Regions from separate parts of the Homo sapiens genome. Here region 1 is linked to region 2. A link is a loop called in an ENCODE intact Hi-C map of the cell type or tissue named here. Cell type or tissue: Calu3. All regions are shown on one strand. Links, peaks and the distances in the headings refer to the core of each region. The heading gives the core; the rest is flanking DNA. Region 1 has its middle 9.9 kb from the start of CDC23. Region 2 overlaps CDC25C (cell division cycle 25C).

What was found. Peaks named below come from ENCODE experiments on the same cell type or tissue, not always from the same donor. Only the 100,000 strongest peaks of a DNase experiment are listed, where the experiment ranks them.
Region 1: it touches region 2 in a loop (7-fold over the local background); 64 of 110 quality-filtered maps call a loop at or near these places.

Annotation. Positions count from the first base shown.
Region 1 is chr5:138,220,494-138,225,868 of GRCh38, reverse strand. No RefSeq gene overlaps it. Among named protein-coding and RNA genes, the nearest start is that of CDC23, 9.9 kb to the right of the region's middle. In Calu3, for the core only: a CTCF peak has its summit at 2,887 (motif pointing left); a DNase peak (open chromatin) is centred at 2,898.
Region 2 is chr5:138,280,242-138,285,616 of GRCh38, reverse strand. CDC25C (cell division cycle 25C) reads left to right here. Exons shown (of 14, transcript NM_001790.5): 14 at 1-348. Among named protein-coding and RNA genes, the nearest start is that of GFRA3, 8.3 kb to the right of the region's middle. In Calu3, for the core only: no CTCF peak of the experiment used is centred there; a DNase peak (open chromatin) is centred at 2,266.

The sequences.
Region 1 (5,375 bases), core at 199-5,198, 60 kb after region 2:
TTGGCCTATGCCCAGGAATAAACAACGGCAGCTTGGATGTTAGAAGCTAGATGGAGTCAGTTAGTTCAGATTTCTTCCACTGTCTTAAGTTTTCTACGTCAGATTTCTCTCACTGTCATAATTTTTGCAAAAGCAATTTTAACAGTGGCCACTCCTTGTGTGCCCTCCCTGAGAAAACAGCACAGCTTTCTTACTTCCTCAGGTCCACAAGTGTAGAAAGTGCAGCTCAGACCCAAGAATGCTCTTTACCTGGAGCCCAGGAGTTCAAGACTAGCCTGGAAAACATAGTGAGACCCTGTCTCCTCAAAAAATTATCTGGGCTTGGTGGCACACGCCTGTAGTCCCAGCTACTCCAAAGGCTGAGGTAGGAGAACTACTTGAGTCCAGGAGATCAAGGTTTCAGTGAGCCAAGATCACACTACTGCACTCCAGGCTGGGCAACAGAGTGAGATCTTATCTTAAATAAATAAATAAATATTTTTAAAAAGAGACAATTTTTTTTTCTGGAGATGGAATTTCACTCCTGTTGCCCAGGCTGGAGTGCAATGGCGTGATCTCGGCTCACTGCAATCCCTGCCTTCCTGGGTTCAAGCTATTCTCCTGCCTCAGCCTCCCAAGTAGCTGGGATTACAGGCATGCTCCACCACGCCCGGCTAATTTTGTATTTTTAGTAGAGACAGGGTTTCTCCATGTTGGTCAGGCTGGTCTCAAACTCCCAACCTCAGGTGATCCACCTGCCTCGGCCTCTCAAAGTGCTGGGATTACAGGCGTGAGCCACCACGCCCAGCTAAAAAGAGATAAACTTTTAAAAATGTAAACATCTCCCTCTTAGGTATCAGCTAGCAGCAGGATCCTCGTCCCCGGTGGAATAAGGATGGAGCTAAGGCAGTCAGCTCAGCTGGGGTCCAGGCTGCCCTCCTTCCTCAGCTTCTGGAACAGAGGGATGGCCTGGGTGCAGGGTTATGTGATTGTTCTGGGGAAATGAGCATTCTGGCCTGCTTGATGGGAAGCCTGCTGAGATCAGGCTCAGCCTATTGCCCTGCAGGGGAGCTCCCACTGGATCATCTTCCCCAGACAGACGAAGAGGCCGAGCAACACAGTGATGTCAGCCCCATCAATTCTCCCTCTTTCTAAAGGTTCTCAGCAGTAACCTTGGAGGTGAGGCATCCTTAGGGGAACTTTACTGAGTAATAGGGATAAAGGACACTGGGAAGGGGGGTTACCAAAGCTGGGCTACACAAGGCTGAGAGCCCCCGATGAGCAGAGCTGGCAGTGAGGCCTCCCATTACATCCTAGGGCCATTACCTTGGGGAGATGGAATTGGACAAGCCTGCCTTTCCATTATGCAAAGAAAGGGCTTTTCAAGTAAATTTCCATTTAAGTATGAGCTTAGATCAGTGAAGATGGGGTCATAATAGCTTTGATGGTCATCACAACTATTAAAAATACATTTTTTCCTCGTGCTCAGCCTGCTTTGTCATCTTCATATTGTTCATCCCCAAAAGACTGTAACTCAACCTTTTCCTAGCTTCTAGGAGACAGGTTAATGTCCACAGGTATTTTCAACTCTTTAATTTTTCAACATACATAGTAGATGAAATTTACATGCTTGACACGGCCCATGGATGTATCCAGAATGTGATAAAAAAACAAAAACTAAAAGTCAGTTTGGGAATGGAGGTGGGTGATGGGTTAAGTACAGCACACCGCTCATTGGTCATTGTCTATACTGCTGGGCTCTCTTCTCTTCAGACCATCTGGTGTTGCCTGATTAGGTCCTCAGATACATATAGTTCCCTGCTTAGGTCCTCAGATACATATAGTTCTTAACCTGCTGTCTCTGCTGCCTGAATGCTCTTCCCCTATGCTCTACCGGGCTGACTCTAGGTCTATCTCCAGGTCTTAGCTGGACTAATTTCTTCAAGGAAGCCTCCTCTGATCCACTCCTCTAGCCCTAGACCAGGTTAGGGCCTTGTATTGGTTGTCTATCATTGCATAATAACCCCCAACCATGTATTTGCTCATTTTTCTGCAATTCTGACTGGGTTCAGTCTTGCCTGGGGTCACTTCTGCAGCTGCAGTCAGTTGTCAGGTTGACTGGGTGCTGGCTGTTCCTGCATAGCCTCACTCATCTATCTGAAGCCTCAGCCGGAATGGTGGGAACCACTGGGACAGCTGGAATATCTGGGACAGCTAAGAGGCTAACCTGGTTCCTTCAGGGCAGCAAGAGGGCAAGAGTTAAAGTTGCAAGGTCCCTTGAAACTGAGGCTCAGAAGTCACATAACATCCCTTTCACTGCTTTCTATTGGTTAAAGCAAGTCACAGGGCTAACACAGATTCAAAGGCAGGGACACAGACTCACCGCTTGATGCAAAGTCATATTGTAAAGGGGCACATATCCAGGGATGGAGGACTTATGGCCATCTTTGCCCACAGCCTGGCACAGGCCTCCTATCATAGCTTCTTAAGCTTTTCCTTCACTGCACTTATGGTAACTGTTGTTACATAATTCTTTGTATGATTGTTTATCATCTTTCTCCCCCACTAGAAAAAAATGTCTGAGTGCAGGAATTGACTGTTTCATTCAACAGTCTATTCCCAGAGCTTGGCACATAGTAACAACTAGATAAATTGTAGTTAAATGAATACATGGACAGCACCCACCTCCTTCCTACCCACTGCCACCTCCAACAAATAATTAACCAGCTCAAAATATCAATAATGCCTAAGTCAAGAAACCTTGCTGGGAACTGACTGTTCTTTCAGTTCTCATCGGGCTTAGATTTAGTAAGTTCTTTAGCCTCTCTCTACTTTGGTCTCTGGTGTCTGGTCCCACATCGCTCTTGAGCAAACACCTTTTCCGGTCAAGCCCTTTGAAGAGCGGGGAGGGAGGGAATGGTTCCATCTGTCGGACAAAGCCGGGATCACAGAAGAAAAAGGCAATTGAGTTTTTTCCAGGAAGGACTTTAGGTGAGGATCAGCCTTGACCAGACTACAGCCCCCAAGGAACGCTGGAGAACATTCAGTGGGGCAGCACGCGACTGGATAAAGTTGTTCGCGACGTTGTCATGTGTGACAAACTTGGGAGTGGTATTTAGAAGCTTGAAGTGCTTTCTTTCTTATTCTTTTTTTTTTTTTTTTTTTTTTTTTTGAGACGGAGTCTCGCTCTGTCACCAGGCTAGAGTGCTGTGGTGCGATCTCAGCTCACTGCAACCTCCAACTCCCTGGTTCAAGGGATTCTCCTGCCTCAGCCTCCAGAGTAGCTGGGATTATAGGCATGTGCCACCACGCCCAGCTAATTTTTGTATTTTTAGTGCAGATGGGGTTTCACCATGTTGGCCAGGATGGTCTCGGTTTCCTGATCTCATGATCCACCAGCCTCGGCCTCCCAAAGTGTTGGGATTACAGGCATGAGCCACCACGCCCAGCCCCTTCTTATTCTTTATTATTTTGAGATAGAGTCTCAATCAGTCAGCCAGGCTGGTGTGCAGTGGTGCAATTTCAGCTCACTGCAGCCTTGACCTCTTGGGCTCAAGAGATTCTCCTGCCTCAGCCTTTTGAGTAGCTAGGATTATAGGAGCATGCCACCACACCTGGCTAAGTTTTGTATTTTTTTATAGAGATAGGGTTTTGCCATGTTGTCCAGGCTGGTCATGAACTCTTGAGTTCAAGCAGTCCACCCACCTTGGCCTCCCAAGGTAGGAGTCATGGTGCCTGGCCGACAGTGACTTCTTAATTCTTCATTACATCACTGCCTTTTGATGTATTTATTGTTTTTTATTAAATTTTTTTAATTAAAAAAAATTTTAATCTATTTATTTAGGGACTGGGTTATGAGACTGGCCAATCTTTGTGTTTTTGGTAGAGACAGGGTTTCGCCATGTTGCCCAGGCTGGTCTCAAACTCCTGGGCTCAAGTGATCCACTTGCCTAGACATCCCAAAGTGCTAGGATTACAGGCATGAGCCGTAGTGCCCAGCCTGTATTTATTATTAATAAACCAAAAACAAGGAAGTCACTCTCTCCCTTCTAACTTTTTTTTTTTTTGAGGCAGAGTCTCACCGTATCGCCCAGGCTGGAGTGCAATGGCACAATCTCAGCTCACTGCAACCTCTGCCTCCCGGGTTCAAGCAATTCTTCTGCCTCGGCCTCCCGAGTAGCTGGGATTACAGGCACCTGCCACCATGCCTGGCTAATCTTTTGTATCTTTAGTAGAGACAGAGTTTCACCATGTTGGCCAGGCTGGTCTCAAACTCCTGAACTCATGATCTGCCCGCCTCACCTCCCAAAGTGCTGGGATTACAGGTGTGAGCCACCACGCCCAGCCCTCTCCCTTCTAACTTTCATGGAGGCAGTCTGAGCTCTAGTCCTCACTTGGAGCTTGTCAGAGGTAGAAGGAATCCTGGAAGTCATCTTGCTTAGCTCTGCCATTTTACAAGGAGAAAAGTAAGGCCCAGTGAGGAGAGGGAGTGGGAGATTTTTGCAGGTGTATTTAGATCGTGACAGGTTTCAGCTCTTGTGGATTCCAATCCTGGGCTGCTTCTAGGTGGTTTACTTACCTCTAAATGGATGGGTGACCCATAAACCATGATGTCTGTTTCCTTATAGAAATCGTACCTAACTAGGCCTGGCGCGGTGGCTCACGCCTGTAATCCCAGGACTTTGGGAGGCCGAGGCGGGTGGATCACGAGGTCAGGAGATCGAGACCATCCTGGCTAGCACGGTGAAACCCCGTCTCTACTAAAAATACAAAAAATTAGCCGGGCGAGGTGGCGGGCGCCTGTAGTCCCAGCTACTTGGGAGGCTGAGGCAGGAGAATGGCGTGAACCCCGGGGGGCGGAGCCTGCAGTGAGCCGAGATCGCGCCACTGCACTCCAGCCTGGGCGACAGCGAGAGTCCGTCTCAAAAAAAAAAAAAAAAAAAAAGAAATAGTACCTACTAAGTGTACATATCTCCAATTGTCATAGCAACTCTATAAAATAGGTACTGAATTTTTTTTTTTTTTTTTTGTGAGACAAGGTCTCACTCTGTCGCCCGGGCTGGAGTGCAGTGGTGTGATCTTGGCTCACTGCAGCCTCTTGACTTCCCAGGCTCAAGGAATCCTCCCACCTCAGCCTCCTGAGTAGCTGGGACTACAGGAGTGCACCACCATGCCCAGCTAACTTTTGAATTTTTTGTAGAGACAGGGTTTTATCATGTTGCCCAAGCTGGTCTCAAACTCCTGGACTCAAGCGATCCTCCTGGCTTGGCTTCCCAAAGTGCTGAGATTACAGGTGTGAGACACCATACCTGCCTGAATTATTGCTCTTTGAAAAAGAACATAATGTCTATGGCCATACCACCCTGAATGCGCCCAATCTTGTCTGAAAAAGGGCA
Region 2 (5,375 bases), core at 126-5,125:
GATGGCCAAACCCAAGATTATTAAAAGATGTCTCTGCAAACCAACAGGCTACCAACTTGTATCCAGGCCTGGGAATGGATTAGGTTTCAGCAGAGCTGAAAGCTGGTGGCAGAGTCCTGGAGCTGGCTCTATAAGGCAGCCTTGAGTTGCATAGAGATTTGTATTGGTTCAGGGAACTCTGGCATTCCTTTTCCCAACTCCTCATGTCTTCTCACAAGCCAGCCAACTCTTTCTCTCTGGGCTTCGGGCTATGCAAGAGCGTTGTCTACCTTCTTTCTTTGTATTTTCCTTCTTTGTTTCCCCCTCTTTCTTTTTTAAAAATGGAAAAATAAACACTACAGAATGAGAGGTGTGATTGTGAGCCTAGCCTGCTCCTAGAAGATCTGTCTACAGAGGAGATCACCAAGTTAGACTACTTCAGACATACTATCTTTATTCATAGCTGAGGCCAACATGCTTTTCTCTAAACCAGTAATTCTTAGGCCGTGGCTCACACCTGTAATCCTGGCACTTTGGGAGGCCGAGGCGGGTGGATCACTTCAGGTCAGGAGTTCGAGGCCAACATGGTGAGACCCTATCTCTACTAAAAATACAAAAATTAGCCAGGCATGGTGGCGTGTGCCTGTAGTCCCAGCTACTCAGGAAGCTGATGCAGGAGAATCGCTTGAACTCAGGAGGTGAAGGTTGCAATGAGATCGTGCCACCGCACTCCAGCCTGGGCAACAGAGAGAGACTGTCTCAAAAAACAAATACCAAACAACCAGTAATTCTCAAAGTTTGGACCCTAGATCATCAACATCATCTGAACTTGTTTGAAATACAGATGTTCAGGCCTCACCCCAGACCTCTTAAATCAGAACTTGTGAGGTTAGGGCACAGAAATCTGGGTTTTAAAAATCTCCCTTTTCAGTTAATTCTAATACATGGTAAGGCTTAAGAACCAGTGCTCAGTAATCCCAGCACTTTGGGAGGCCAAGGCAGGCAGATCACTTGACGTCAGAAGTTCGAGACCAGCCTGACCAACATGGTGAAACCCCATCTCTACTAAAAAAAATACAAAAATTAACCAGGCATGGTGGCACACACCTGTAATCCCAGCTACTAGGGTGGCTGAGGCAGGAGAATTGCATGAACTCAGGAGGTGGAGGTTGCAGTGAGCCAAAATCCACTGCACTCTAGCCTGGGCAACAGAGTAAGACTCCATCTCAAAAAAAAAATGAACCAATGCTCTGGAATTAAGGTAAGCCTTTCAAACAGTTTTCTTCAGCAATGTCCTGGGCTTTCCTTTCCTAGATCATTCCATGGTATGCGTTACTAAAAGTGCACCACAGACTCAGCAGCATGTGGTATCTAGACATTCTCTAAGGCAAATGACAGATCTCAGCTGGGCTCAAAGGTTCCCTCTTGGCAGTGGCTCACACCTGTAATCCCAGCACTTTGGGAGGCTGAGGCTGGCGGAACACCTGAGGTCAGGAGTTCAAGACCACCCTGGCTAACATGGCAAAACCTCGTCTATACTAAAAATACAAAAATTAGCCAGGCATCGTGGTGGCTGCCTGTAATCCCAGCTATTCGGGAGACTGAGGCAGGATAATCACTTCAACTTGGGAGGCAGATGTTGCAGTGAACAAGATTTTTCACTGCACTCCGGCCTGGGTGTCAAAGCAAGACTCCATCTCAAAAAAAAAAAAAAAAAGTTCCCTATCTATAGCCTTAGGGGGGTTTTGACTTTTAAGTCTTTTCTCCACTCCATTTCACGTCTCACAAAGACAAGTTTTAGGATTTAGGATGGTTGGAAGTAGAGATTTGTGATATATGAAGATAGGAATAAAACAAAGCAAGATCCATTAGACTTCAGGAAGATTTTTTAACTGTACTCTTCTGCAGTATGCCAGGGTTTCCTTTCTTGGAGCTTTTTAATATGAATAGGCCTTTATCTGTAGTAAGGTGTGGCACTACTTGGTCTTGGGTGGCAGTAGAACTGACTGAACATTGTCATTCTCTGGTATTAACCTAGTAGGACTGATAGCCCAGGACGGAACAGGACGAAGCCCTCTACAGCCTAGGCTGAGACAGAACAGAGACAAACATACCCTCTTCCCAGGCTCTGGAACAGAGACACTTTTTTAAAGTGAGTGGGAGGGAAGGGGGGTTGTAGCCATAGGGCGGCCCATGCACGTGCCTGAGTGGTTGGACTGGCTTTTAATTTTTTTATTTGACAAGGTTTGCACATGCTCTTGCCCTAGAGTGTCACATGCATGCTTCACAGCAGAGGGCACTGCTGTTTTCTCCAAGCCATCCTGCTGAAGTCTGTAGCTTCCATTCCTAGCTACTGCCTGTCTGTCAAAAAGGAAGCTGTCTCTGTGGCCTTCTCCCTAATCCCTTGAACTCAAAGCCCAGAAGGTCTAGGGGAAAGAGAAAAGCTGCTGCTACGTTAGGTGGAGATGGCCAAAGGAAAGATGCTGCTCCTCTGCCCCACCCACACACGTGCCCCTATAGGAATTCCTAGTAGCCAGAAAAGAAAACTGCTTGAAGCACCTCTTCGAAGTGTGAGGAGAGGTCCTTAACTCACTGCCTACCCTAGTGGGTCATTTCCATTTCCTGATAATTCTCCCCAGAAGGCTAGAACCAAGTCCCAACATAGATAGAGATTGATGTACATGTGCCCACTAGTCAGTAGTCTTAAGTGGAAAATCTGAGTTGCAAAACAAAACACTAAGGCTTAATTATCTTCCTCATGGAAAATTGTATTTTCACCCAAGTCAACATTTTTTGGTATTTTTTATTTTATTTTATTTTATTTGAGACAGAGTCTTGCTCTGTCACCAGGCTGAAGTGCAGTGGCGCGATCTCAGCTCACTGCAACCTCCACCTCCCGGGTTCAAGCAATTCTCCTGCCTCAGCCTCCCGAGTAGCTGGGATTACAGGCATGCACCACCACGCCTGGCTAATTTTTGTATTTTTAGTAGAGACAGGGTTTCACCATGTTGGTCAGGCTAGTCTTGAACTCCTGACCTCGTGATCCACCCACATCGGCCTCCCAAAGTGCTGGGATTACAGGCGTGAGCCACCACGCCTGGCCTAATATAAGCCCACTGATTTCTTGTAATATCCTCTCATTGTATAGGGACTATATGATTTGATTCATGTTATTTTCAGGAATAACAATAGTAGCTAACATTTTTCAGGTGCTTACTGTATACAAGGCTATCTCTAAACTCATATATATATATATATATATATATATATATATATATATATATAAACTCCTATATAAATACACACTAATTTAATTTTCACAAGCCTGTGAAAGAGGTATTCATTATTATGAGCATTTCTTTATGAAGATAAAGAAATTGAGGAACAGAGGGATTAACTCTTTTTTATTTTATTTTATTTTTTTTTGAGACAGGGTCTCACTTGTTGCCCAGGCTGGAGTGCAGTGGTACAATCTCAGCTCACTGAAACTTCCACCTCCTAGGCTCAAGCAATCCTCTCACCTCAGCTTCCCAAGTAGCTGGGACTACAGGCATCTGCCACCACACCTGGATAATTTTTGTATTTTTTTCTTTTCTTTTTTTTTTTTTTTTTTTTTGAGACGGAGTCTCACTCTGTCGCCCAGGCTGGAGTGCAGTGGCGTGAACTCGGCTCACTGTAAGCTCCGCCTCCTGGGTTCACACCATTCTCCTGCCTCAGCCTCCCGAGTAGCTGGGACTACAGGCACCCACCACCATGCCCGGCTAATTTTTTTTTTATTTTTTAGTTAAGACGGGGTTTCACCATGTTAGCCAGGATGGTCTTGATCTCCTGACCTCATGATCCGCCCACCTCGGCCTCCCAAAGTGCTGGGATTACAGGCGTGAGCCACCGCGCCTGGCCTGCATTTTTTTTTCTAATTTGAATTTTTTTTTTTTTTTTGGAGACACAGTCTCGCTCTGTTAACAACCTGGAGTGTAGTGGCGCGATCTCGGCTCACTGCAACCTCTGCCTCCCAGGTTCAAGCGATTCTGCCTCAGCCTCCTGAGTAGCTGGGACTACTGGCATGTACCACCATGCCCGGCTAATTTTTTGTATCTTTAGTAGAGAAGGGGTTTCACCATGTTGGCCAGGCTGGTCTCGAACTCCTGGCCTCATGATCCATCGGCCTCAGCCTCCCAAAGTGCTGGGATTACAGTTGTGAGCCACCGCACCCAGCCCTCTCCCTTCTAACTTTCATGGAGGCAATCTGAGCTCTAGTCTTCAATTGGAGCCTCCCAAAGTGCTGAGATTACAGGCGTGAGCCACTGCACCTAGTCAAGTAATAAGATCTCAAAGCTAATTAATGGTGGAGTAGGGATTTGACCCAAGACAGTATGGCTCCAGAGCCTGTCCACTTCATGGATTTTGCTGTTACCAAACCTTCATCAAAGAACAGTGTGCCTGGCCAGGTGCAGTGACTCACATCTGTAATCCTAGCACTTTAAGAGGCCAAAGTGGGAGGATCCCTTGAGACCAGGAGTTTAAGACCAGCCTGGGCAACATAGCAAGACCCCATCTCTATAGAATAAAAATCAACTTAGCTGGGCATGGTGGTGCACACTTGTAGTCATAGCTACTGGGGAGGGTCAGGCAGGAGGATGGCTTCAGCCCAGGAGGTTGAGGTTGCATTGAACTATGATCCATCCACTATACTCTAGCCTGGATGACAGCAAGACCCTGTCTAAAAAAAAAAAACCACTGTGCCTTTCCAGAGTTGGCCCTGTATTGGGTGTTAAATCTATAAGAGCCTCAATGGTAAGCTCTTGAGAATTTAGGGCCATAAGGGTTGCTTTGGCTTGAGAGATAAGGATATGAGCAGGCACTAAAACCCCAGCCCAGAGACCTCAGTATGAGGCTATGTAGGGGGTGTGCTCGGCATTGGTGTCCTTGCACTGGTATTTATTCATCAGGAGGTAAAGAAATATTGAACAGAAATGTTTTGAGCTAAAAACTGCTTCTCGAGGCTGGGCGCTGTGGCTCATGCCTATAATCCCAACACTTTGGGAGCCTGAGGAGGGTGGATCACCTGAGGTCAAGAGTTTGAGAGGAGCCTGGCCAATGTGGTGAAACCCCATCTCTACTAAAAATACAAACAGGCCAGGCATGATGGCTCACACCTGTAATCCCAGCACTTTGGGAGGCCAAGGTGGGCAGATCACGAGGTCAGGAGATCGAGACCATCCTGGCCAACATGGTGAAACCCCGTCTTTATTAAAAATACCCAGCTACTCGGGAGGCTGAGGCAGGAGAAGTGCTTGAACCCAGGAAGTGGAGGTTGCAGTGAGCCAAGATTGGGCCACTGCACTCCAGCCTGGTGACGGAGACTCTGTCTCAAAAAAAAAAAAAAAAAAAATTAG